5 separate regions of the Homo sapiens genome follow, and regions 2, 3, 4 and 5 are each linked to region 1. A link is a loop called in an ENCODE intact Hi-C map of the cell type or tissue named here. Cell type or tissue: CD14-positive monocyte. All regions are shown on one strand. Region 1 has its middle 120 kb from the start of LINC00593. Region 2 overlaps PCAT29 (prostate cancer associated transcript 29). Region 3 overlaps PCAT29 (prostate cancer associated transcript 29). Region 4 holds the start of LINC02205 (long intergenic non-protein coding RNA 2205). Region 5 has its middle 14 kb from the start of DRAIC.

Region 1 (5,000 bases):
CAAAAGAGGTCTGGATGTTGTCGGAGGTGGGAGGAGGCCTCAGTTTCCCCAAGCAGATCCATTTTGCAAAGTCCCACCTATCTGCAGCACAGGCTTCTGCCCCGTAGTCCTACTGAGCCCTGGACTCGTGGCCTCCTCCCACCAATCTCTCAACCTCTAAACTGTCAACCCAGGATGTCTCATCGCAGAGTCTGGCAATTTCACGGCGCAACCACGACTCCTTGTACTGAAGTCTTTTTTTTTTTTTGGGACCGAGTCTCGCTCTGTCGCCCAGGCTGGAGTGCAGTGGCCCGATCTCGGCTCACTGCAAGCTCCGCCTCCCGGGTTCACGCCATTCTCCTGCCTCAGCCTCCCGAGTAGCTGGGACTACAGACGCCCGCCACCATGCCTGGCTAATGTTTTTGTATTTTTAGTAGAGACGGGGTTTCACTGTGTTAGCCAGGATGGTCTCGATCTCCTGACCTCGTGATCCATCCGCCTTGGCCTCTCAAAGCGCTAGGATTACAGGCGTGAGCCACCGCACCCGGCCTGTACCGGAGTCTTCAGCACTTCCTCCCAGAAATAAAGTTCCTCCGTCTGGGCTTATTAAGCAAACGAGTCAGTTTTGTCTTTTTCAGCAATGAAAGCTGCTGTGGTTTTGTTTTCTCCCTGTTGCCAAGAGTCAAGAGGAAGTCTGTGGTTAGACTTCTTCGGGTGGAGACACACACAAACCCAGAGGCTATTAATGAGCTCCCCGGATCCAGCTCTCCCAGCCCAAGTGAACGGGACTAATGAAAGTGAACAAAGGGGAGACAGAGAGAGGGAGGTCATGCTGAGCTTCTATCCACTTGGCCCTCCAGACCTGCAGCACTCTCTCACCTCTTGTCTTCAAGGTGACTCTATTTCCCTTTCTGACAGTAGAATACTATGGATCCACTTTTCCTTCGAAGGATGAGGCAACCCAATTTGCTTTCACTCAAATCCAGAAACTAAATTTAAAAGATCCCTGTGAATTCAGTGCCCATCTTGGTATTGGAGCTTGTGGTAGGCACCACCAGCTGTCACCTGCAATCCATCCCCACCCCTTCCTTTCCATCAAAACCCTGGATTTGTTTAGTGGTGTGCCCAGCCAAAAATGTTCATTCTTCCAGCCTCCCTTGTACCTAGAGGGTGACCATTTGATTACAGTTCTGGCCAATATTACAGTTATTGGATTTCTAAGAAAACTTTTGCATTCGTAATGTAGGTACCAACTCTTCCTCCTTCTCCCTTCTTTTTCCCACCTGCAACTGGAACGTAAAGCCTGGAGGGGCAGTATCCATCTTGTGCATATAAGGTAGCATGTGTGAGGATGGAATTTGAACAGAGGGGAAAAGGGCTAGGCCCCCATTAACATTGTTAAATCATCCTCTCCTGCCCTGTACTACCCACCCTGCACTTCTTATGTCATAGGAAAATCAGAGCATCATCTGTTAAAACCACTGTAGCTGGCTGCTCTGTTACTTGCAGCTAAATGCATTCTCACTCTGTCGCCAAGGCAGGAGTGCAGTGGTGCAATCTCAGCTCACTGCAACCTCCACCTCCTAAGTTCAAGCAATTCTCCTGTCTCAGCCTCCCGAGTAGCTGGGACTACAGGTGCCCACCACCACACCCACGTAATTTTTGTATTTTTAGTAGAGACAGCATTTCACCATATTGTTCAGGCTGGTCTTGAAATCCTGACCTCAGGTGGTCCACCCACCTTGACCTCCCAAGGTGCTGGTATTTACGGGTGTGAGCCACTGTGCCTGGCCTAGCAAAATGCATTCTTAATTGAAACAAGAACCCCAGCTTTTTATAGTTCTTTACAGCTTTTTATTGGTTTTCAAAATATGTGCACCCCATCCTCGCATTGGGTCCTCACAGAAATTCTTCATGGTAGACCAGATCAACATCTTTCCTCATACTTTCAGATGAGGAAACTGAGGTTTCTTGGTAATGAAGTGGGTCAGAAAAAGATTCAGGGCCTGTATTGCAGGACTCTCTGTCTCCCAGTCCATTGCTTTTCCCAAGAAAATCCTTCTTGTCTTCAAGGCAGTTCAGAGTCAGCCTGTCCCTATAATATCTGTCCACAATCAACATTACACACAAAAGTGGAAGTTCTCAGGAACCTGGGAGCATGTGAACTAATTGCAATTTCAGCTTCCAGTGCCTGGAGTAAGTGTATTCTCTTATTTTAAAACCCACCACTTTGTGTAACAGGATCTGGGTTCAAGTCTTGGATCTCCCCATTACTCACTATGTGATCTTGGGGAAATTGCTGAAAACTGCCTACCCATCTATAAAATAGGAATAGCAGTTCTTCTCTCCTGAGGCTATGATAAGAAGAGCTCAGAGATATAGGATAATCTATGATCTATGATTAAAAGCTCAGAGAAAATAGTTTCTGAGCACTCAGGATGTCAGGGGGAGCACTTTGTGCATGACAAAGCACCAGGTGTCCTTGTGAGGGGCTGTTATCATGATGGCTTCAGCCTGTCTCAAGGCTCTGACTCCTCCCTGAGCTCAGCCCTCTTTGTGGCTGGCGTGTAAATTACGGATATGCGTCACATGCCTTCCTGACCACTCTTCACCATCCGTCAGCCTCATGAGGGCTGAGAACATTGATCTCATGAGGCTACACCTTTCAGAAAGAATCTGTGTTATAATTCTTATTTGCTCATTAAGTCAGGCTATTTTATTTCATATGTCCTTTACTTTCTTTGTGACTGAAATGTATTCATTCATGCACTTTCAAAAAAAAATACTGAGTTAGGCAGTAAGGTGGGGACTCTCCGGGTTGGAAGGGACTTAAAAATCATCCTGTTCATCCTGCCCCTCCCAGCCCAACCCCTCCCCATTTGAGACTGGCATCCCATCTTCAGGACCCCTGCCCCCTATCCACAGTGGCCATCCAGCCTCCACTTGCTCATCATAGAGACAAAGATTTGACTGTCTCCCACAGCCAGCATTTTGTCTCTGAACATTCTCTGTTAGAATGTTCTTCCTCAAACAGACGCTCCTTGGCAGACACAAGGATGTGTTCTTGGCAAACCTCTAATACTGTGCACATTTGACTGTGTAGGATGGTGACTGGCAGAGTTGGTGGGGGACGAAGGAGCCCACGTGAGGTGTTACCAAACAGGAAGTGCCATCTGGGCTGGATGATGAGAGTGAGGGAAAGTGTCAATCAGCTGCCCTGGGTGGCTCAAGAGGCAGCTTTTTCCTTCATGGTGTTAAAGAACTCAAGAGCAGCAATTACTCAGTGAACTCCAACATGCTGGGTATTCGCTAGAATAGGCCAGGCTATGCTGAAGTAACAACCTTGAAATCTCAGAGATTTAAAATAATGAAAGTTTATTTCTTGCTCATGGAGAATGCCATGGAGTGGGGGGCCCTCCTCCATTCTGCAGGCCATTGGGCATGCAGGGCCTCCAAGTCATCACCCCATGAAAGACAAGAAGGAGCCACACCAGCTCTTAACTGCATGAGCCTCATTCTACAGGCATACCTGATTTTATTGCACTTTGCCTAATGCACTTCACAGATATTGTGTGTTTTTCACAAATTGAAAATGTGTTGCAACCCTGTGTAGAGCAAGTCTGTTGGTGCCGTTTTTCCAATAGAATGTGCACACTTCCTGTATCTGTGTCACATTTTGGTAATTCTTGCAATATTTCAGACTTTTTCATTATTATTACATCTGTTATGGTGATGTGTGATCAGTGATCTTTGATACTACTATTGTAATTATTTTGGGGCACCATGAACTGCACCCATGTAAGACAGCGAACTTAATTAATAAATGTTTTGTGTGTTCTGACTGCTCCTACTGGCCAATCTCTCTCTCTCTCTCCCTCTCCTTCGGCCTCCCCATTCCTTGAAACACAAAAATATGGAAATTAGCCCAATTAATAACCATAAAATGGCCTCTAAGTATTTAAGTGGAAAAATGAGTTATACATCTCTCACTTTCAATCAAAAGCTAAAAATGATGAAGCTTGTGAGGAAGGCATGTCAAAAGCCAAGAGAAGTTGAAAGCCAGGCCTCTCACACCAGTTAGCCAAGTTGGGAATGCAAAGGAAAAGTTCTGTTTTGTGTTTTGTTTTGTTTGACACAGACTTTTGTTCTTGTTGCCCAGGCTGGAGTGCAATGGCACGATCTCAGCTCACTGCAACCTCCGCCTCCTGGGTTCAAGCGATTCTCCTGCCTCAGCCTCCCAAGTAGCTGGGATTACAGGTGCCTGTCACCATGCCCAGCTAATTTTTGTATTTTTAGTAGAGATGGTGTTTCACCATGTTGGCCAGGCTGGTCTCAAACTCCAGACCTCGTGATCCACCCCCCTCGGCCTCCCAAAGTGCTGGGATTACAGGCGTGAGCCATCAAGTCCTGCCAGGAAAAGTTCTTGAAGGAAATGAAAAGTGCTACTCCAGTGAACACATGAGTCATAAGAAAGTGAAACAGCCTTATTGCTGATATGGAGAAAGTTTGGGTGGTCTGGATGAAAGATCAAACCAGCCACTACATTCTCTTAAGCCAAAGTCTAATTCAGAGCAATGCTCTAACTCTTTCAATTCTATGAAGGTTGAGGGAGCTGAGGAAGCTGCAGAATAAATGTTGGAAGCTAGCAGAGGTTGGTTCATGGGGTTTAAGGAGAGAAGCCATCTCCAGAACATCAAAGTGCAAGGTGAAGCACCAAGTGCTATAATGTAGAACTACAGCAAGTTATCCAGAAGATCTAGCTAAAATCATTAATGAAGGTGGCTACACTAAAAAACAGATTTTCAGCATAGATGTAACAGCCTTCTATTGGAAGACGGTGCCATCTAGGGTTTTCCTAGCCAGAGTGAAGTCAATGCCTGGCTTCAAAGCTTCAAATAACAAGGGGACTCTCTTGTTAGGGGCTAATGCAACTGGTGACTTTACATTAGCCAATACTCTTTTATCATTCCAAAACTCCAAATAATTATGCTAAATCTACCCTGCCTATGCTCTATCACTGG
Region 2 (5,000 bases), 53 kb after region 1:
TGTGAAATGGGAATTTTTTATTTTGAAGTCACTAGGTGAGTCACTTCACCTCCCTAGAAGTTGCTTCCTCATTGGTAAAATGCCTGGTTGTAGCTCTCCACGTTTTTTTCTCTTGGGTTTAAAGCCCCTGTGGCTTGGATTCTAAGCTAGGGCCCACCCTGTCCCCATACCCTCTCCACCCACCATGCCAGCCAAGACAATACACCCTTGGGGAACCATGTTCAGGTCCAGAGAGAGAACAGAAATGCTTCTGGGCCATATCCTCTTTCCAGATGGCCTTTAAGAGAAACAAGAGGCACAGGTAACAAGGAGGAAGAAACTGACCTTGAAAACACTATGAAACATAAGCCAAACTCTCCCAGATAGCTGCTGGCAGGGTCCCCCCACCCCGGCCCCCATCAGCTACAGAGGCACTTCAGAGCACTTCCTGTCTCATTTGGGGCAGGGCTGGCCAGGATGCTCGTGCAGCCCAACCCCAGCCTGGGTAGGGTGCTCTGACCACAGGCCGGTCACATGTAAGGGCAAGCAGAGGACTATTTTTGATCAGTGGTTAGGAGCCAGTGGCAGGTGACAAAACATGGTGAGCGTGAGCAGCCACAAGTGGGCCCTGGGCTCCTGGGCATGGAACTCTCCCCACTCTTGGCTTCCCACTTCCTGGGGTGCATTTCTCTCTTACAGCCCCACCCCACACCACCACCCTCACTCAGTGGCAAACTAAACACTGTCCCTCCTAGCCAGACAGGGGTCTACACCTGGGACACCGTCAGTGGGGTGTTAGGGTTAGGTTGTTTGCCAAGTTCAGGATTGGGACACTCAGCTTTGAGCACCTCCTGCTATATGGAGGGCTCCTCAGAAGGGGAGGTCTGGAGACTTACGGCCTAATTTCCCTAGTCTCTAGAACAGAGCTCCACTTCCTAGGGAGCTTTCTCCAGTGCCCTCCCCACCATTTCCTCCAATATCACCTTCTTCTCAGGAGGAGGGGAAAAGGCCACAGGAGGAAGTAGAGGAGGGTGGGCAGGAGCCAGCTGGGGGATCAAGAGGGATCAGATGAGCACAGAGCCAGCTGATGGGGCTGCACACACCAGCCTCACCCTCTTTCTGCCTCTTCCCTCCTCCTCCTTTCTTCCCCTCATAGACGATAACTGAGCAGCTGCCATGTGCCAGCCCTGTCTGAGTTCCTGCGTATGCACATCTGCCTCACACTCAGACTCTGCACTCTGGCCTGCTCTCCTGCTGAGGCAGAGGGACCCTGTGGCGAGGGAGAGCAGAAAGAGCTCCTCAGCCTATGAAACTGGCCACTACCACAATTTTAGAAATGTGGTCACTGAGGGCCTGAAAAAAAGCCTTGCCCAAAGGCAATCCTCTTGGGACCAAGGCTCCTGCCTGCTGAGGCTGACGAGGTCCTGGCCAGGCAGCACAAATTCCATGCAGGGATGTCCCTGGGGCCCCTGCTGTGCACCCAGCACTGTGTTGGACTGTGGGGACACGGGGTGAGTCAGGCCTGATCTGGGGATGGGGACACAAACACACACAGAGCCAACTCACTCCTTGGTGCCTGAGGAGAAGCCCTGGCGCTGGAGGCACTTAAGAAATGCCCAGTGACCTTTCACACCACAGAGGGCACAAGCCCCCTGAGGTCCAGGGTACCATTGGCTTGCTCTGCCCTGTACCTGCATGTCAACATGGAGCCAGGAGCTGACCTCTGTTTTTGAATCATTAGCTCCTGAGTTGAGGGAATGTGGAGGAAGTGTCTGGGGGTGGGAGTCCAGACACTCATTCAGCGGCTGAGTGGCCCCTGTTCCACTTGGCAGCCCTAACTGCCCCCTCCCCAGCTTCCCCCTTTCCCAGCACCCTCCCACCAGCACCGTCCTGGGCTCCTGTTACTCAGGGTTCAAAAGACCGGAACACGAGCGATGGAATGTCAGGACAGGAGGGCAGAAGAGGGATTCAGGATAGACTAGGTCCTGCAGGGCCCCCACCCCCACCATGTGGCAGCCCAAGGGTATTGACAAGCCTTATGGTGAGCATCCCAGTGCTGAGGTCCAGAGAGGTACAGTGCCTTGCCCAAAGTCACACAGCAAGAAGGGACAGCAGTAGGCCCAGAGCCCCAGTCTCTGCTCTCATCTCAGACTCCACCCACTCTTGCACGCAGGTGGCTTCCCCAGCTGGTTCCACACGCTGGGTGGATGTCCAGGCCTAGCGTTCCTACAGCTCAGAGAGTGCCTGGTCGGCGGGGGGGGGGGGGGGGCGGGAATGGGAGGGTGCAGAGGGGGAACAGGAGAAAACAGAAAGTGCCAGTGATTCACATTTCAAAATGTCGTGTTATTCCAGGCGCTTTCTCGCTTTGCCACCACCTTCATCCACCCCCCACTTGCCATCTTGAGAACCGGCTGCAGGGTGGCTGGGGCGGGGGGAGGAGGAGGCTGAGACCATCATCTAAGGAAGCTGTGTTTCCACCCTGCCCACTGAGAAGCCCGAGGGTGAATGAGCAGTCGGATGAGCACCGAGCTGGGAACCAAGGGGCCTGGGTGCCAGCCCTGGCTTTGGAATTGGTTGTTGTGAGACCCTGAGCAAGTCCCTAGGCCTCTCTCTACTTCCTTTACATACTTCCCCAGCACGTAAAATGGGGAAGTGGGAAGAGTTTGTGGCTCCCACGACTAGTTGCATATCAAAGCAAAACAAAACAGATTCTTGGACTGCATCCCCAGAGATTCTGATTCTATATGTTAGAGATGAGGCCTGGGAGTCTAATTTTAAAGCATACCCCTAAACCCCACCCAACCTGGTGATTCAGTGCAACCAGTCTACCGAGGCGCGGTTAGAGAGTTCCTGGCTATATGCTTCCACGCGGTTTCCAATCATCTCCAGGACTTATTGACCTCCTCCAAAATGCCCTCCTGGATTTACCCAGCCCTCCCTGCCACGTCTAACCCTCCTCACTTCTGGCCTTGCATCCCTGCCCATACTCTCCTACAGCTCCTTAAAAGCATTTAGTCATTTGTGCCTGTGTGTGCACGTGTGTGTGTGTGTGTGTGTGTGTGTGTTCTACGTGAGCTACATGAGCAAGACGAACCTCCCACACAGCACAGAGGAAGTTGCTCAGCACTGGAGCCAGCTAGCCCCACATTTGGAACTGGACTCTGCTGTGCAAAGTTGGGTGACCCTAGGGAAGAGCCCCAGCCTCCCTGGGCCTCCGTTTCCACATCCCTTAGAGGGCCTAGCCAGACCCTGCCTCACAGGGCCACACACGAGACTCCACTAAGGTGGTGTACAAAGACTTGCGGTGGGGCCTGGGGAGGGGTGTCAGTGGCCAGGAAAGCAAGCCGGGTGAATGGTGGACCCTCCCAGAGGGATGTGTGCTACCCTGGGAGGTCTGGACTCCTTCCTCCCAGTGTGTGCCTTTAGGCAGATGGCTGCCAGCGTAGGTCCTCAATAAAGAATGGGTCCACCCCAGTATCATTCGAGGTCCCCACAGGAAACAGAATTCCCCCCAGGTGGCTCAAATGAAGAGACACAGATGGAGGGGCTTGTGACTGAGTTAGGCAGGGTTAAGGAAATCCAAAAGGGATGGGGAGACTCCTGGACTAGAACAGCTGACAGCTGTCCGCAGCCCGCATCTACAGGGCAGGGCAGGATGTCATGGCCAGAGACCAGCAGGAGTGGGGGCCGTGGAGGAGGGGCCGCCCCACAGGAGCGCAGTCACAGAGGGAGGCAGCTCTTCCGAGACACACGTCCCAGAGGGAGAAGCAGAGGAGAAATAGCCCAGCCCCTCTCTCCTCCCACTGTTGCTTCTCATTCTGGTATCTCCCGCTGGCCAAGCCCAGGCAGTGGTCAGAGGCATGGGCAGCCCTTAGAGGTCCCCTCCTGGGGCACAGAGCAGAGCAGAGAAGCAGAGACAGTTTGCTGGCAGGTTGCTGGGAATAGCAGGGCAAACAAACAAGCAGCTCCTCGGGCAGCCTCTGCTGTCTGGGCATGGGAGGTGGGGCCTGGCTTATCAACCAGAAGACAGGTTTGAGCCTCACCACTGCCACAGACACAAAGGGCGACATCAGGAAGTCGCTTCTCTCCAGGTCTCTGTTTCCTCATCCTTAAACCATAAGGGTTAAACTCTGTCCCGAGCCACCTCTTCCAGGCCTGACCTGCACTTCTCCTCACCTGCCTTTTCAAGAGAGGAGAGAGCCCTGCTGGACAGGAAAATGGGCTTGGAGAGGAGGGAAGCGTAGCAAATGGAAAATTAATTCTGGGCGGTAAAGAGCAGAGGCTGTTGTTTGTGATGTATAACTTACTCTTTGTGTCAAACTGTGTACTGTGTATATCAGTGGGATGGCAAGAAAACCGAGATCTATTACTTAGAGTTTAATCTGTTCTCCGTGTTGGAGAAGAGAGAGGGAGGGGGAAAGAAGACTACAACTTTAATCACAGGCCCGACTCAATGTGTCAAGCTGCTCTCGGGTGTGTTAGTAAAATGATGTCGGATCACAGGCTTCCCAGACAGCGCTGCACGCTGCGGCTTTATCTGCCGAGCTGTAAATTAGCACACCTACTTTACGCTCTTCAGGTAAAACCAGTAATTTAGCTGAAAAATACACACACGCACACATGCACACAGAGCATGTTGGGGAGGGCTCAGGAGAGGGGGCTGCCCCCCTTGAGCAAGAAATAGCTAAAAATGAGCAAACCGGGATGAAAATGACACCACGGCTGCGCCTCCTGTCATTAGCGCCTGGGCTCCTGGTGCCAGCCCCACAGCCAGCCCACCTTCCTTTCTACCTGCCTCAGTGCCTCCCCTACCCCTACCACCCCTTTTTGCCATGAACCGTAAATTACATGCTGACACCTTTAATTTGTGCAAAGTATGCCTGGCTGCGCCTGGCACCAGCAGCCGGCTGCTATAATAAGGTCAATCTATATTCATTGTCGCAGCACTTGATGTGCCAGATAACACAGGGAGGCAGCGCGGTGGTGGCTTCTCCGGGCTGGGGGGTGAGGTGGGGGTGCTC
Region 3 (5,000 bases), 110 kb after region 1:
AATGTTATCTGTTAATTTTATTTTTGACAATTCCTGCCCCTGTATCTTCAGCAAAACGTTTTTTCTCCAAATTAAAACCAATTAAAAACTATTTAAGGAACACTCTGTGACAACAATGTTTAACAGAATTAACACCACTCGCTGCAGAAACAAGGCAGCAGAAGTTGCGAAACTTATCGGTGATTTTGCTAATGCCAAATCACAACGGGGACATTTTAAGTTTTCTTCTAATTTTCAAATTTGTCTGTGTTGCCTGCATAGTTTTTGGTGCTGACATGTTTTACAGTATAAGTTTTGAAGTTTGTTTAAATAGTTTTTTGTGTGTTATATCATGAAAGAATGATATTTGGTAATGAATATGGTTTTCTATTTTATTGTGTACGGGAAGGCACTACATAAAGGTTGAACCCATTATTGTGGAGTACACCACTGTATCAAGAAGAATCTAAGATAGTTACACTGTATTTGTGCAGTGAGTAGCAACACTAAGGAATTACAGTTCTTCTGAAGGGCAAAGGGGAGAAACAAAATGTTCCATCTTTGCTATGCACTGTGCCATGCATTTTACTACATTCATTGTTTATTTTCATCTTTCCAACAACTCTGAAAGGCAAGAATGTGCCTATTTTTTTTTTTTTTTTTTTTTGAAATGGAGTCTCCCTCTGTTGCCAAGGCTGGAGTGCAATGGCGCGATCTTAGCTCACTGCAACCTCCGCCTCCTGGGTTCAAGCAATTCTCCTGCCTCAGCCTCCCGAGTAGCTGGGATTACAGCTGCGCACCACCATGCCTGGCTAATTTTTGTATTTTTAGTAGTAGAGACGGGGTTTCACCATGTTGGTCAGGCTGGTCTAAAACTCCTGACCTTATGATCCGCCTGCCTCAGCCTCCCAAAGTGCTGAGATTACAGGCGTGAGCCACCGCGCTCAGCCAAGAATGTGCCTTTTTACAGGTGAAGGGATTTTAATTTGGGAGATTAAGTAACTTGCTTAAGGTCAAATGACATGGAAAGATTCTGATCCAGGTCTATCTGGCTCTAAAACCCTCATAAGAACAAAAAAGGCTCCCATGAACCCAAGACTGTAAGATGTTGTCTGCCTGCCTTAATGACTGGCTGGAATGGTGGAGCTGGGGGTCACAAGGCAATCTTAGGCTTCTGACGTGATCTGAAGGCATATTTAGCATCAGTACAATCCCTTGGCACTGCTCCAAGAGCTGCCCCATTTGAGCTGAGGGCACTCACAACATTACCTCTATAATTAGGCCTGCCAGATAGGTGCTCAAAGGGCCACCTGGGGAAGGGCAAAGACTTAAATGTGAGTCTCAGCTCTGCCATTTATAGCTCTTGGGCTAGGCACTTAAACCTGCTGCACCTGAAAAGCACATTTAGGAAAAAAAAACTGGGTGATGGGGGCGGGAAATAATCTATCAAACATTAAAAGGCTGTCTGGAGGAATCACTTAAATGACCTGCGGAAAAAAATCTTTGGAAAGTAGCATATATACAGGTTCTTCTGCAGGCTATGAGCCTGCAGTGAAGGGGCACTGGCCCAGGTTCAGGATGCTGCCTTAGGTCTTTGTTGCTCAAAGTGTGGCCCACAGACCAGCAGCATCGGTATCACCTGGGAACTCATCAGAAATTGAGGCTATTGGGCCTTAGCCCAGACTTCTGATTCAGAATCTGCATTTTGACAAGATTCAAGTGTACACATTCAGTTGGAAAAGCACTGCCATAGGCCTCTCAGTCTGGCTTTCCAGGTCTCAAACTCCAGGGCATTTAAATAAGAAGGTTAGCTTCATTCACTTCTCAATTATTCTTATTTCAAAAATAGAATTGAAAAGGCTCTTGAAGACATCCAATCCAGGAATGGTGAATACCCGCAAGGGTGCAGCCATCCTTCCCAGAGACTAGAGCAGACATTGCTAATCAATCAGGAAACTCTTCCATGGTGCTCAAAAGCAGCTGCACCATCCCCTCCACAATGCAGTCCAGAAAGCCTGATGGCTCTTCCATAATTACCATGGGTATGAAACCTATTTACCACCCCTGACCCCCGCTATGTGGCCTAATCCCTTCTTTATTCATAGGTCGACCTTATCTCCAGTTTAAGCCCATTTTCCCAACATGCTATCCAATTTAACATTCACCCCTTCAAAAGTGTTCAACAAATTATATGGTTACACTGCTTAAACAGAAACTGAGTGTTTCCAAAATTAAATGACGTCCCCAAAGATGGAGAATCCTATTCCTCTGGCTCAACTCTCATCTTCATGTCACCTCTCTGTTCCACCACCCACTTCAACATTTTAGACCAAGGGAGGGAAGACTTTAAACCTCACAAAGAAGTTTAGAACATTACCCTGGTGCTCCTGAAATCCAAGGTAGAAAGACAACGGAAGTTTTTTAAAATGCTCTGAGACCTCGAACCACACTCCCATGTCCCCTGGCCACCCAGCCTTGTCACCTGCTTGGAGCTGGAGCTGGCATCTTCATGACCAGGAAACGGTGGCATGCTGAACCTGCCTCCCCCAGGCTCTTCATTCAGTGTCCCAGCCGCCTGCCTCAAATGCTACAGGCAAAGCACTCTGAAATAGGGTGATATTCTCAATTTAATTTTTGTTCACATGTAATAGGAGATCGATACCCTCACTAAGCTGCTGTGCCCATCAGCCAGTAGGAAGCAGCCTATGTTTTTGGAAGGCAAATCGTTAAGAACTAGAATACAGTATAGGCATGTACACCGGCTGCATCCAATTTCAAGTGAAAATTAATGGCAAATTCTTGTAACCACATTAAGAGCCATTGTCGTTCATTTGAAATCAGTTAAACATGAAAACAATATGAAAACCTTCTTGAGTTCATGGAACATAAATATTTGTCTGTATTTTTTGCCAGTGCCCCAGAGAGACCAGGAGATGCTGGCAGATCAGTGTTCTAAAAACATGCTCATGAAGGGGGAAAAATAAGGAACCTGACTCTTGTTGGGTTGAACTACTTGTCAACTTTTCCATTTCCTCAGTCAAAAGATAATTAAACAGTAAGCAGATGTCAGAATCTAATTGATGCAAGGAAAGATTGCTCAATGTCTTATGGTGCTTTGTCATTGTTATGTACTGTCTGCAAATAGCCCCTTGGCTGGTACAAGTAGCAGAAAGTCAACCAGTTAGCTTCTCTTCCCATGGAGGCAGAGGCTCTCCCAACAAACATACCTGTGTTCAGTCACTCTGGGTGTCAAGAAGCACATAAGAAAGTTTCTGGGACAATGTCTTAGGCATATTAGAACAGAGAGAAGCTGTGGCTTTTCAGAAGAGTGGGGAGAGGGGAAAAGGAGAAAGAGAGAGATAGAGAGGATGGGGGAGATGGAGGTGAAGAAGGGAAAGGTTGAGAGATGAGAGAGAAAAAGAATAGGAAAAGACTCAGAAAAAGGAACGGTTGGCAGAGGGAGAGAGTCCCAATATGGTAAAATCAAAACGGCATGGTCTTCAGAGTCAAGCCTACTGCTTGGTCATCCCTTTCCAGCTGTGGGAACTTAGACCATGTATTTGACTTCCCTGAGTGCATTCTTTCCACTGACCATTGGATATCATATTCCCTGCCCGGGCCTTCCCACGGCTTGATCTGAGATGTAAGGAGTCATAAGTATCAGAGTCTGAACATTGCAAAAAACTGCACAACTGCTTCAATTTTTAAAAAAAAGAGTAGAAGGAAATCGGGTGAAAGAGAATTAAAACAAAGTTGGGTGCCAGGACAGTGGCTCACATCTGTAATCCCAACACTTTGGGAGACTGAGGTGGGCAGATCACCTGAGGTCAGGAGTTGGAGACCAGCCTGGCCAACATGGTGAAACCCTGTCTCTACTAAAATTAGCCGGGAGTGGTCATGGGCGCCTGTAATCCCAGCTACTCAGGAGGCTGAGGCAGGAGAACCACTTGAACCCGGGAGGTAGAGGTTGCAGTGAGCCGAGATTGCGCCACTGCACTCCAGCCCAAGCAACAGAGTGAGACTCCATCTCAAAAAGTAATAATAATAATAAATACAGTGGGGTGTGGGAGAGCTGTCTCTCTGTTATGCTCCCTTATGGGGAACCCACAGCAGTGCTGCTTGGAGTTCAGTGTGACTCAGAGATGAGTGAAAGAGCTCTTTCAGATTCTACTGTAGATTCCTCCCCTTAAAACACACACACACACTCTCTCTCTCTCTCTCTCTCTCTCTCTCTGCTCTCCGTGGGAGAGCATTCAAATGGTGTCCAGGAACCGAGGTGGACAACAGACTTGAAAAACAACTGCCAGCTGGGCACAGTGGCTCACGCCTGTAATCTCAGCACTTTGGGAGGCTGAGGCGGGTGGATCACCTGAGGTCAGAAGTTTGAGACCAGCCCTAGCAACACAGTGAGACCTCGTCTCTACAAAAAAAAAAAAAAAAAAATTTAAAGATATTAGCAAGGTATGGTGGTACGTGCCTGTAGTCCCAGCCGCTTGAGAGGTTAAAATGGGAGGATTGCTTGAGCCTGGGAGGTCAAGGCTGCAGTGAGCTGTGATTGCACCACTGCATTCCAGCCTAGGAAATAGAGTGAGATGCTGTCTCAAAAAAAAAAAAAAAGAAAAAAAAGAAAACAAACAAACAAACAACTGCCGTGCTATGTCCATAATGTCAATCCACATACCACTGGGTAAAATCATCGTCCATGGCTTCCCCCTTCAGGATGCACCTCTTCCGTGGAGGGCTGTCAGCCACCACTTGCAAACAGACTCCCGTCAGGCCATCTCACCAGTTACCAAACAGCCAGCATGGCCAGTAAGACTAAAACTCAGATTCTTATTGTGTAACTTATTAGATGCTCTGTTCCAAAGAAACAATTGACTAATGAACTGGGGGGTTCACACTTCGTCCCGTCTCATCTCTGACACTACCTTACTGTGTGGTCTCAGATCAGCGCGAACACCCTCTGGGCTTCCACTTTCCTATATGGGAAATGATGTGGAACAGCTTGAATCTAAGAATCT
Region 4 (5,000 bases), 790 kb before region 1:
CCTATTTTACAGGTAAGAGCAAACTGAGGCTTAGGAGGGATAAGGAACTTGTTCAAGGTCAAGATTATCTAGCTAGCAAGGAGTGGAGTTGAGACTCTCAGCTCACACAACTAACCCCAAGGCCCAAGCCAGAGACCGCTCCTCTGTGCTGCTCCCAGAGCTGGGCTGGGGAGGCACCACACTTCCCACAGGGGAGGAGAGGGAAGGTTTAGTCACAGAAGCTGGAAGCTCCCCAGCCCTGCCCATGTGTAGGTTGCTCAGGGACCTGTTATTTCACAGTGTCACTCTGGTTCTGTCTGAGAGGCATGTGACTGGCTAGGATGTGGAGACTTATCTTCAGGTCACACCTGGCTGGGGATGCTGGTGTGCAGGGCATAGTGTGCAGCCTGTGGGGTACAACTGCTCACCCTGGACGTTCCTGGGCCTAAGCTAGTGACACCAGCGCTGTGAGTGCTGCTTGCTTACTCAGGGCTGCTCTAGGTGTGGGTGCTCCTGGCTTGTCTGCCGGGTGGGGTGGGAGCTGTGCTGAGTCTCCACTGTAGAGGAAGGTAAAGCCTCACGTCCAGGAAGGCTCACTCACATGTACTTGGAGGATCCTCTGTCCAAAGCACAGCAACAAGAGACTGATTTGAAATGAGGATGTAGGGTTGGGGGTGCCCTATGAGGAAGCCCTGGGTAAGTCTTGTCAACCTGAGCTTCTTGGGATACCCCCATGGCCAACGGAACAACTTCTTAGAACTAGAAGTACAGACCAAATGAGCCAAAAGAGGAACTTGCAGATCACTTGGTCTGATGTCCTCATTTTATGGATGAGGAAACTGAGGTTTGAGGGAAGCTGTGACTCATCTAAAGTGACAAAACCAATGAGAGGTGGAGGCGAGCAATCTCCTGATTCCTTGCCACACCTGCAGGCCACTCAAGGCCTTCCTTGTAGTGATAAAATCTTTTTTCATCTTATTATCAGCTAAGTCCATCCTTCTGTTGGACTTCCTACACCAGCTCCTCCTGGGCCAAACCAGACAGTCCCTTTCACTGCCCAAGTTGTTCATTCCTCTATCTGGGTGTTTGCCCACATTGTCACTCTGCCTGGACCTGCAGTAGCTGCTCATTTGTCACAGTGGCTTGTCTGCTGAACTCCTCCTTATCCTTTACAACTGGGATCAAAGATCTCTTCCAGGAAGCAGCCCCCTCTACTGTCCCCACTGGAAATGGTCCCTTCCTCTTCTTTTCCTGAACCCATTGTTTGGGCTTCTCTGTAGGATGAGTTATCTACTTTCTTTTTATCACAACAGTTTACAACCTGTGCACATGTTCCTCAGGGCACTGGAAGAAGAGAGGGGTGGGTATTGGAACCTCTGGCTTGGATGTGAGAAATCTGAGACTCAAGAATGTTAGATGACTAATGAGTGGCGGAGCAGACTCAGACACCCAGGCCTCCTGACTCCCACGCCATTTGGACAGGAGCCAGAATGCATCTCTGGGAATGGTTCCCCCAAAGTTGTGCAGTGCGCAGCCTATGAGGCTGTATTTGGCGGTCGCACCTCTGTGCCTGGTACAGTGCCCTAAATAAGGCAGATGCTCAGTAAGTGTGGGTGGATTCAGTGGAACCACAGTGCAGAGGCAGCTCTCTTTTCTCTTCTTCCTTCCCTGTTTCCTTCTCAAATCTGTTTTTTTCTCCCCTCTTTAACTCCCTGCATTTTCCACTGAATTTTTCATTGGGAAGAAGCACATTTAGAGATGTGAAGCACACACTTTGCTGGGCTTCAGCTTTGATGAATCTTTGATGCTGACACTGGGGAGGCAGATGCTGCAGCAGATTGGGGGTGGGGAGGGAGGGGTTGGGGAGGGGCCTCTAAGGGCATGATTTCCCCCTCCCCTGCCCCTTCCAGAGGGAGCTCAAAGCTGCCACTTGCCTTGCCCAACTGTGCTCTACAGCATGAATTGTGTGTGAGTGCTGGGGCATGAGGTGGGTGAGAGAGTGCATGCTGGAAGTGGGAGGGGCCAGATGAGGGGGAGGGCAGTTGCAAGTCACCAGTACCTCTGACATCACCCACATTAACCTTAGCTCCCTCCACTTCCCCTCACTTCTCCATGAATGTGGAGGTCATATCAATTTCTAGCTGTGTGACGTGGTGAGGCACTTAATCTTTTTGAGTCTTAGTTCCTCAATAGTCCATTGGAGATGCTAATACCTTCCTCCTAAGGCCACTGTGAGTAAACAAGACACCCTATTTGCTGTGCCTGACTCATACTACATGGTAAATATTTATTTATTCATTCCATTCACTTGTCCCTCTGTTGAAATTCACTTTTAAGAGCCTGGTGAGGCAAGGTTTGTTCAACATGAGTGGTTATCTGTGAGGCCCTGGGTGAGCCCTGCCTTGGAGAGCTGTTACTCATCTTTTCCTTTTCTTTTCTTTTCTTCTTTTTTTTTTTTTTTTTTTTTTTGAGACAGGGTCTCATCTTGACACCTAGGCTGGAGTGCAGTGGCACAATCACAGCTCACTGCAACCTCAACCTCCTAGGCTCAGTAGACCCTCCCACCTCAGCCTCCTGAGTTGCTGGGACTACAGGTGCGTGCCACCACACCCTGCTAATTTTTTGTGTGTGCCTGTATTTTTTGTAGAGGTGGGGTTTCTCCTTGTTGCCCAGGCTGGTCTTGAACTCCTGGGCTCAAGTGATTCACCCACCTTGGCCTCCCAAAGTGTTGGGATTGCAGGCATGAGCTACGGCGCCCAGCCTGATACTCATCTTTGCACAGTCTACACAACAGTAGTGGATAATGGACAGATGGAGACCCATCCTGGCATGGAGGTTCTGAGCTTCAGTTCTCACCTGACCTGGTGGTTGGACATGTGGCTCCAGTAACCCCTTCTGGGGGAGAGACTCTGCTTGAGTCACACTGGGTGCCCCTCAGTGCCGAGCACAGGTATCTGGCCCAGAGCACTGCTGGGCAACAGACCAAGGAGGATGGTGCTGGAGGACATTTGGGTGTGGTGAGAGGCTATCCCTTCCCCCTGATTTGCCGCTCTATACCGCCTCTGTCAGGGTTGTAGGACCCTTACCAGGCAGGGAGAGATGGTGATTGTTTTGTGGTCATTCCCCTGTAATTTGCTTCATATCATCTTTGCATGATTTGTAACTGCCCATCAGGTTCATCTTGCCTGCTGTCTAGACAGAGCCAATTTATCAAGATAGGGGAGTTGCAATAGAGAAAGAGTTCAATTCATGTAGAGCCGGCTGTACGGGAGACTGGAGTTTTATTATTACTTAAATCAGTCTCCCTGAGAATTCAGGGATCGGTGTTTTTAAGAATAATTTAGTGGGTAGGAGGACAGTGAGTCAGGAGTGCTGATTGGTTGGCTTGGGGATGAAATCATAAGGAGTCAAAGCTGTCCTCTTATGCTGAGGCGGTTCCTGGGTGGGGGCCACAGAAGTGGTTGGCAGGTCCAGCTGGGGCCATCAGGTTGCCAGACATGCAAAAAACTGAAAAGTTATCTCAAAAGGCCAATGTTAGGTTCTACAACAGTGATGTTATCTTCAAGAGTAATTGGAGAAGTTGTAAATCTTATGACCTCCAGAACAATAGCTGATAATAATTAGAATTCAAGCCCCTCTTATCCTAACTTGGTGGCCTTTTATTTGTTTTACAAGAACACGTTAGCTTTTGGGAAGAGCTGTTATTTAAACTATAAATGTCTCCCAGAGTTAGCTTGGCCCAAGCCCAAGAATGAGCAAAGAGAGCCAACTTGTGAGGCTTGAGACAAGATGGAGTCAGCCCTGTCAGGTTTCTCTCACTGTCATAATTTCCTTAGTTATGATTTTTGCAAAGGCGGTTTCAGATTTGCCTTTTACTAAAACACACAGGCTTGCACTTCATCTTGAGTGAGTGTGTGTGCATCTCTGGCTGGTCCTCCAGAGCTGGGTCCAGCAGGCCAATCCCTGTGCCCCTCTGGAGTTTCTCCAAGGCCACCCTGGGCATTTCCAGTAGGATATTGTTGCTCCACATCAGGGCTCCTGCCAGCAGCGTAGCTGTGCTCCACACAGAAGTCCCTCAGCTGGTGACCACAGAATAATGAATGCCAATCTGGATGTTAGTTTGCACACATTTGCATACCCCAGGGGTCTGCCTGGCCTGTGAGGTCTTTCTGACTCTGAGCAGCTATGATGCTGTGATTAACCTCACAAATGCATAATGGATCTTGAGGTCCTTTCCCGGCAGAGATGTTGGGGAACTAATGCAACCCCCTGCCTTTTCTCTTAAGCTGCCTTCAGGGCTGATATCATGGGTTGGTCAACTGCCTGAGATTTCTTCCTCTATCTGGGGTTAGCAAGACACCTAAAAGGTAATCCTCCCCACCTCTCCCCACCCGCATAGTGCTATTAGTCAGCTACACCTGAGTGTGAATTACTTTAGTCAGATTTCTTTCCCATTAATATCCTCAAGGGAAGGGGATTTAATAGAAGTAGAGTGAGTGCCTAAATTACTCACGGAGCCCTGGGCAGGTTCTGCCTTTCAGCATGACTCATCTTTGTGTGGTCTGCACAAACAGCCAAGTATAAAGGATAAGAAGGGAGCTGCCCCTGGCACCAGAAGCCCTTGTCTGGGCAGATGGAAGTGTTATGGGGAGGGAAGGCCCCAGAAGAATTGGGGAGAGGGGTATCCCTCATGGACTTTGCTCTCACATGGGGTGTAGTTGGCCATTCAATCACCTCTGGTCTGCTGCCCACTGCCTGTCTTGCTGTCTGGATGTCTAAGACAACCCTAAGACGCCTGGATGTCAGAGCCTGTGGTGCAAACATTTGGCTGCCAGCAAGGGTCACTGTTCTGGTTTTCAAGGCCAAATCAGAGTGGGTTTTTCTGGGGTTTGGGAGCAGCAGGAGCTAGAAGGTAAAGGGCTGACACCTTGTTAGGGGTGGGTGGTGTTCACTCCCACCAGGAATTCTTTTGCAGCCAAATAACAGAGAAGCTTCAGGCTTGAATTTGGCCCACAAATCTG
Region 5 (5,000 bases), 140 kb after region 1:
GCAGCGAGTGGCCCCGAGCCATGAGCCACCTGAGTAGGAGACCTGGAGTCGGCCTTGCCTCCCCCTCCTCCTCTCCTCCGCCTCCTCCTCGCCTCCCTCTCCTCCTCGCCTCCCCCTCCTCCTCACCTTGCCCTCATGGCCATCCAGTTTTGTGGCTTCCACCTGCCCAAGGTCCCTCAGAGCGCTGCCTCTACTTCTGTCGCCCACCTCCTCTTCTCTTCCTGAACTAGTGCAACAGCCTCCTTTCTGGTCTTCACACCACCTACAGGATAAAGACTCCAAGTACCTCCATGACCAAAGTCCCGCCTTCTCCCCAGCCTTGTCTCCAGTCTCCTGCACTTATTCCAGTGGCCCCAAACAGTCCTGATCCCAGAAAGGACTCTGTCCTCTCACCTGCCAGCCTGCATGTAGGTGTTTCCCTCAGACTGATGTGCCCTTTCCAGAAAGTTCTCTCCCAGCCCTCCACCCCCATCTAGGGAACCCTTACTGTTTTTCCTCCAATTCAGCTCAAACATCGCCTCCTCTGAGAAGCGGCCCCATGCACCTCCCGCAATGTTCCCATACGAGCCAGTGCAGCCATCATCAGGGCACTTGCCACCGTGAATTGGCAGGCCTCGGGCACATCTCACACCTACAAAACCCAGAGCCCTGCAAGGACTGTGTTCTGTGCTCACACCCCTCTGTGTGTCTAGGCCCTGGTGATCTTATGGCCAATGGTGAGCCTCAGTGAATGACTAAGTGAATGGGTAGTACAGGTAGTGGGTTTGCTGGAATAAAAAGATGTCCATCCACCAGGGACTGGAGGTGACAGCACCAACAAGTCAGGGGGAAGGAAAACAACAAAACCCATCCATCAGGTCCCAGAGGTTTACAGGCAGCTAGAGAGAGACGAGTCTCTCAAGACCGATAACAAGCCAGGGCAGCTTGCAATGAGCTCCGCAGCGCCCTGGTGACCTCCAGAGCTCAGAGGAACAGGGGCACTGGGGAGGGCGGGGGAAGCTTAGGAGGTGGCCTCCTCCCATGCTACCACCCGACCTTCCAGGGACTGAGCAGAATGGAGGCTGAAGGATTGAAGGAGATGCTTTGCTTATCCAACCAAACCCCACCCAGAAGGTGCCTCCAGAGCTCCTGAGGTTCTTGCTGGGAAGAACCTGGTGCCGCCTTTTAACTATGGAGCCTGAGTGCTGGCAGTGGTGAGGGAAAAGGGTAACAAAGGCAGCAGAAAGAGGCATCCCCACCCAGCGAACAGCCAGATGCCAGGCGGGTGTTCCCTTCCCCACCCCAAGGTGGCTGCCTGCAGTGTCTACGTGCTTGTCTTTCTGGAAGACAGGCCCTACTAGGGCTTCAGAGTCAGGCCCAACCTCCTGCCCCCGCAGGAAGGAGCAGAAATGCAGAGCTAAGAGCACCTAGAGAAGGCAGGAAGGGCAGAGATGCAGGTGCACAGGCAACCTCTTCTGTTTGACTTTGGGCCAACTAGGGTTAGGAGTAATGGACTTAACCTGACCTTGGTCTTATATGATCCAGAGAAATGTAAATACTGAAACACAGGCCAACAGTAAAGCAGCAGGTGCAGGGAATCCAGCCACTCCTGGCAAAGTGTCATGGTCCAGCTAAGGACTCCCAGTGACCCAAGCTTCCCCCACCTGTCTCCTTTACCTTACAGGTAGCACCTTCCTCCTCCTTCCTATCCCTACCCCAGGGCCAGGCTGTCTCTCTCTTCCTGACCAGCAAAACCTGAATCTTAGGTTACAAACTCTGGAAGGGGCTCAGAGCTTGGCTGTCCCAAAACCCACTTTTGCAGAGGAGGAAACTGAGGCCCAAGGAAGAAAAAGACCTACTGCAGATCACCTGGCTTCCAGGCTCCTAGCACAAAGCTCTTTGTACTGACGAAGCTCTCAAATCCTGAAAACATCTGCTGTTAGTCCCACCCTCTCCAACCTCCATCCTTTCCCTTTCCCCAAAAAAACAAGAGCTGCATTTTCAGAATTGAAAGTAGGGTGCTAAATGGGCAAAAGTATAGTGGTGGGATCTGAGGCATGGAAGAGGAAAAGCCACAGGGGATGGCCTGAAAACACTGCTGTGTGCTGAGTCAGGCTGCCTGTGCCTGTTCTGCTGTATCCTGGCTCCTGGCTTTCCTCCCCACCCCTGGGCCTGACAGATGACAACTGAAGGTGGGGCCAGCCCAAGAGAGAAAGGGCCAGAGGAAGTTGTGGTGGGTGCCCCGACCCTGGTCCCTAGATATTGTCTGAAGCCTACTGAAGGGTGAGTCTGCATCTTCCAAACACTTGCCCACAACCACAGTGACAGAAGAGGAGCGAGATCTCTCTCTGCTGTAGGTCCAAATGCTACCCTCCTACAATACCAGCAATACTGATGCCACCAACCCCCATGATGGCACCAGGATGGGGAAGGCAGAAACAGGCCTCTGGTGCCCTCTGCTGTTCAGCACTCCCGTGCCACAGCCTGAGGGTTGGCACTGTGGCTGGCAGGGGGACCCAGGGAATGTCTCCAGCCCCTAGGGTTGCCCCAGCTTTTAGCAGCCCTCCATCTACTTCCCAGAAGGATCCAGGAAATGTGTGATGCTGAAGCCCTGGCTAAGGCAATGCACCCGCCAGATCACCCAGGGTGTGGTGTAGTAGCAAACAATCCCCAACACGAAATGGCTCCAAATCAGGCAGGTTTATTTAGCTGGACAAGCTCTGTGTCCATTTTCTAAGATCCAGGTTGAGGCAGTAGCCACCACCATCTGGAATGATGCTGGCTACAGTGACTGAGAGCAAGAGACTGAGGGCCTCACACAGACAGTGAAAAACTTCCACTCACAGCTCACTGGTGGGATCTATCACACAGCCCCACCCAAGCAAAAGAGGCAGAAAGTGCAATCCCACCAGGTGCCCAGAAGTCAGGAGCTAGGGACACTGAAAGGGCACATTCCTGACTACTGATGGCTTCCGGCTCATTCTCCCTCCTGCAAGCAAAGTACCTCATCCCTCCCCAGGGAACGCAGCCCTAGATCCGCCCCAGGGGCAGCATCGTCCTCAGGTGCAGGGTCTCAGGGCGGTATGTTGGCATCCCATATCAGCAGTGAGGGGCAGTAATCCCTGCTTCACACGTAGATGTGGTGCCTCTTGATCCAGTGACCTGCAACCTAAGAATCCCAGTTTCCTGCTGCCTGTTAAAATTCAGTCCTCAGTGGTACAGCCAGGGCTAGAGAGTGGCAAAAAAACACACCAGTAGGAAAGCAGAAAAATGAGAGCCATATCTCAGGGGATACTGCTCCATGGCAGCCCTGCCATCCCTGGGCAGACTTTAAGAGTCCCTGTCCTGGAGGTGGGCATCGTCCTTGATCAGGCAGCTCTGGCCTCTCCCCTGGGTATCTCTCCTCATTGGTTTTTTCTGTGCCCTGCTCCCTTCCCCGTCTGTCTGGCTGCCTCAGTTTCTCCTGACTTAATACCTTGTGCTGTGTGTGGCTCTGTAATGGCCACCTCACTCTTGAGTCTCCCAGACTTCTGAGTGGTCCCAACTTAGGGTCTCAGTTCAAATTCCAGACACACAGAGAGACTCCCATTTCACTGGCCTAACTGATTATTCAGAGCCAGGCACACAAGTCACAGTTATGTCCAGTTTCCGAACGGGCCGTCTGAACAGGGGATGCTGGAGAGACCCCACGCTGCCTGCACATCTGGTGGTGTGGGAGGAGAGCGTGGGCACAGCCATGAAGGATTGTTTTCTCTGAAACACAGAGCGTGGAGTTGCCCTTGAATGTACTCTGAAGACACATGATTTGGGAGGAGGAAGTGAGGTTTGGCCTTCCCCAACCTCAGACTGCTCATTGCTTTCTTTACTCCTCTGAGTCTCAGTTTCCTCATCCATACAGGGGGAACAATAATCACTGTCCTCATCCTTCTCCCTCGCTCACTCCTGTGGGCCCTCATGCCCCTGATGGAACCAGTCCTGGGTCCTGGCTGCCTGAGCTGGGTTCACAGTCTGGGGCTGACCTGTGGCCTGCCTCTCCAGAACATTTGCGTCTGTATAGAGAACTGTTGGAGACTGACAAGCCAACAGGATCAACCCGTAATGGCAAAATATAAGGCAGGGAGATGCCAAAAGAGAGAATACTTTGGTAGGAGGGAGGGAAGCACTCAAGATCTGCCTGGATAAGAATTCTAATCTCTGCTGCTGACTGTTCAGTTCCTCCTTCATGGAAGAAATGAGTCAGGCCTATCTTGAATGACAACTCTTGTTACCAGAATCCTCAGATCATTTCTAGGGTAACTCTCCTTTAAGGGATGTGTGTGGGGGCAGCACTTCGTAGGTACATGCACCCTGCCTCCCTGCCCCACGTGCTCTACATTCTCCCTGTGCTCAGAACTGTGCTGACTCGGGCACAGTTCTGATGATGCGGAAACTAGTGCAGCCCACATTTCTCAACCTCGGGGACGGATGTGCTGCCTTGTTGTATTTTTGTTCTTTGAAAACCTCTGCTTTTTCTTCTACCCATCCACCTCTTTAGCTGCTAATCGGGGGTGGTCTGAAGACCCACGTCGTGTGTTTATTTTATCATGTTTCCAAAGCTGCAGTCATATCTCAGCAGGGGGCTGCACCATCCACATGCCTTTGAACTCAGAAACCCCCACGTGGGTTTTGGTAACCAGGGCTGGCATATCCCCACTCGACAGCACTGTGTCCTTAGCCCACTGCCCACCTGGCTCCCCCTACCTCGCTGCCCCTGCCCTAATACCCTCCTGCAGGGTTCCTCCAGGGTCTCATCGTGGTCCAGTCTCTGGGCGCTAGCACAGTCCCCTCATTCCCTACCCACCCTCACTGCTCAATGCAAACCCTGCCTCCTGCCCTCTGTGACTTAGAGCTGTCTGCTTAAACTCTCTGGACTACGGCCTCACTGTAACAAGAAAGGATTTGAGAAAGCAGAATTTCCCAGCTCTGGATCCTTTCTTTCCCCCATCTCCTTTAAAGCATATCAAGAAAGAATGGCAGTGAAT

What was found. A loop is a pair of places that touch in the nucleus more often than their neighbours do. Peaks named below come from ENCODE experiments on the same cell type or tissue, not always from the same donor. Only the 100,000 strongest peaks of a DNase experiment are listed, where the experiment ranks them.
Region 2: a loop joins it to region 1, with 6 times the contacts of the local background. A loop is called at or near these places in 11 of 110 quality-filtered maps.
Region 3: it touches region 1 in a loop (2.9-fold over the local background); 6 of 110 quality-filtered maps call a loop at or near these places.
Region 4: a loop joins it to region 1, with 5 times the contacts of the local background. A loop is called at or near these places in 5 of 110 quality-filtered maps.
Region 5: it touches region 1 in a loop (2.5-fold over the local background); 15 of 110 quality-filtered maps call a loop at or near these places.

Annotation. Positions count from the first base shown.
Region 1 is chr15:69,717,242-69,722,241 of GRCh38, reverse strand. No RefSeq gene overlaps it. Among named protein-coding and RNA genes, the nearest start is that of LINC00593, 120 kb to the left of the region's middle. RefSeq lists a silencer at 2,413-2,462. In CD14-positive monocyte, no CTCF peak of the experiment used is centred here; DNase peaks (open chromatin) are centred at 611, 2,191, 2,541, 3,121 and 1 weaker place; H3K4me3 peaks cover 1,568 bases; H3K27ac peaks cover 5,000 bases.
Region 2 is chr15:69,664,693-69,669,692 of GRCh38, reverse strand. All of the region lies in intron 1 of PCAT29 (prostate cancer associated transcript 29), which reads right to left. Among named protein-coding and RNA genes, the nearest start is that of PCAT29, 75 kb to the right of the region's middle. RefSeq lists enhancers at 629-708, 3,217-3,266, 3,297-3,346, 2,787-3,401, 4,018-4,633. In CD14-positive monocyte, no CTCF peak of the experiment used is centred here; DNase peaks (open chromatin) are centred at 12, 1,502, 2,602, 3,062 and 2 weaker places; H3K4me3 peaks cover 2,964 bases; H3K27ac peaks cover 4,402 bases.
Region 3 is chr15:69,608,537-69,613,536 of GRCh38, reverse strand. All of the region lies in intron 1 of PCAT29 (prostate cancer associated transcript 29), which reads right to left. Among named protein-coding and RNA genes, the nearest start is that of PCAT29, 19 kb to the right of the region's middle. In CD14-positive monocyte, no CTCF peak of the experiment used is centred here; DNase peaks (open chromatin) are centred at 3,056 and 4,126; H3K4me3 peaks cover 1,559 bases; H3K27ac peaks cover 2,500 bases.
Region 4 is chr15:70,505,255-70,510,254 of GRCh38, reverse strand. It overlaps LINC02205 (long intergenic non-protein coding RNA 2205), which reads left to right and starts at 4,327. Exons shown (of 2, transcript NR_146562.1): 1 at 4,327-4,346. RefSeq lists an enhancer at 4,389-4,438. In CD14-positive monocyte, no CTCF peak of the experiment used is centred here; DNase peaks (open chromatin) are centred at 764, 1,424, 2,224, 4,524 and 1 weaker place; H3K4me3 peaks cover 198 bases; H3K27ac peaks cover 3,897 bases.
Region 5 is chr15:69,573,588-69,578,587 of GRCh38, reverse strand. No RefSeq gene overlaps it. Among named protein-coding and RNA genes, the nearest start is that of DRAIC, 14 kb to the right of the region's middle. In CD14-positive monocyte, a CTCF peak has its summit at 2,454 (motif pointing left); DNase peaks (open chromatin) are centred at 2,407 and 3,817; H3K27ac peaks cover 897 bases.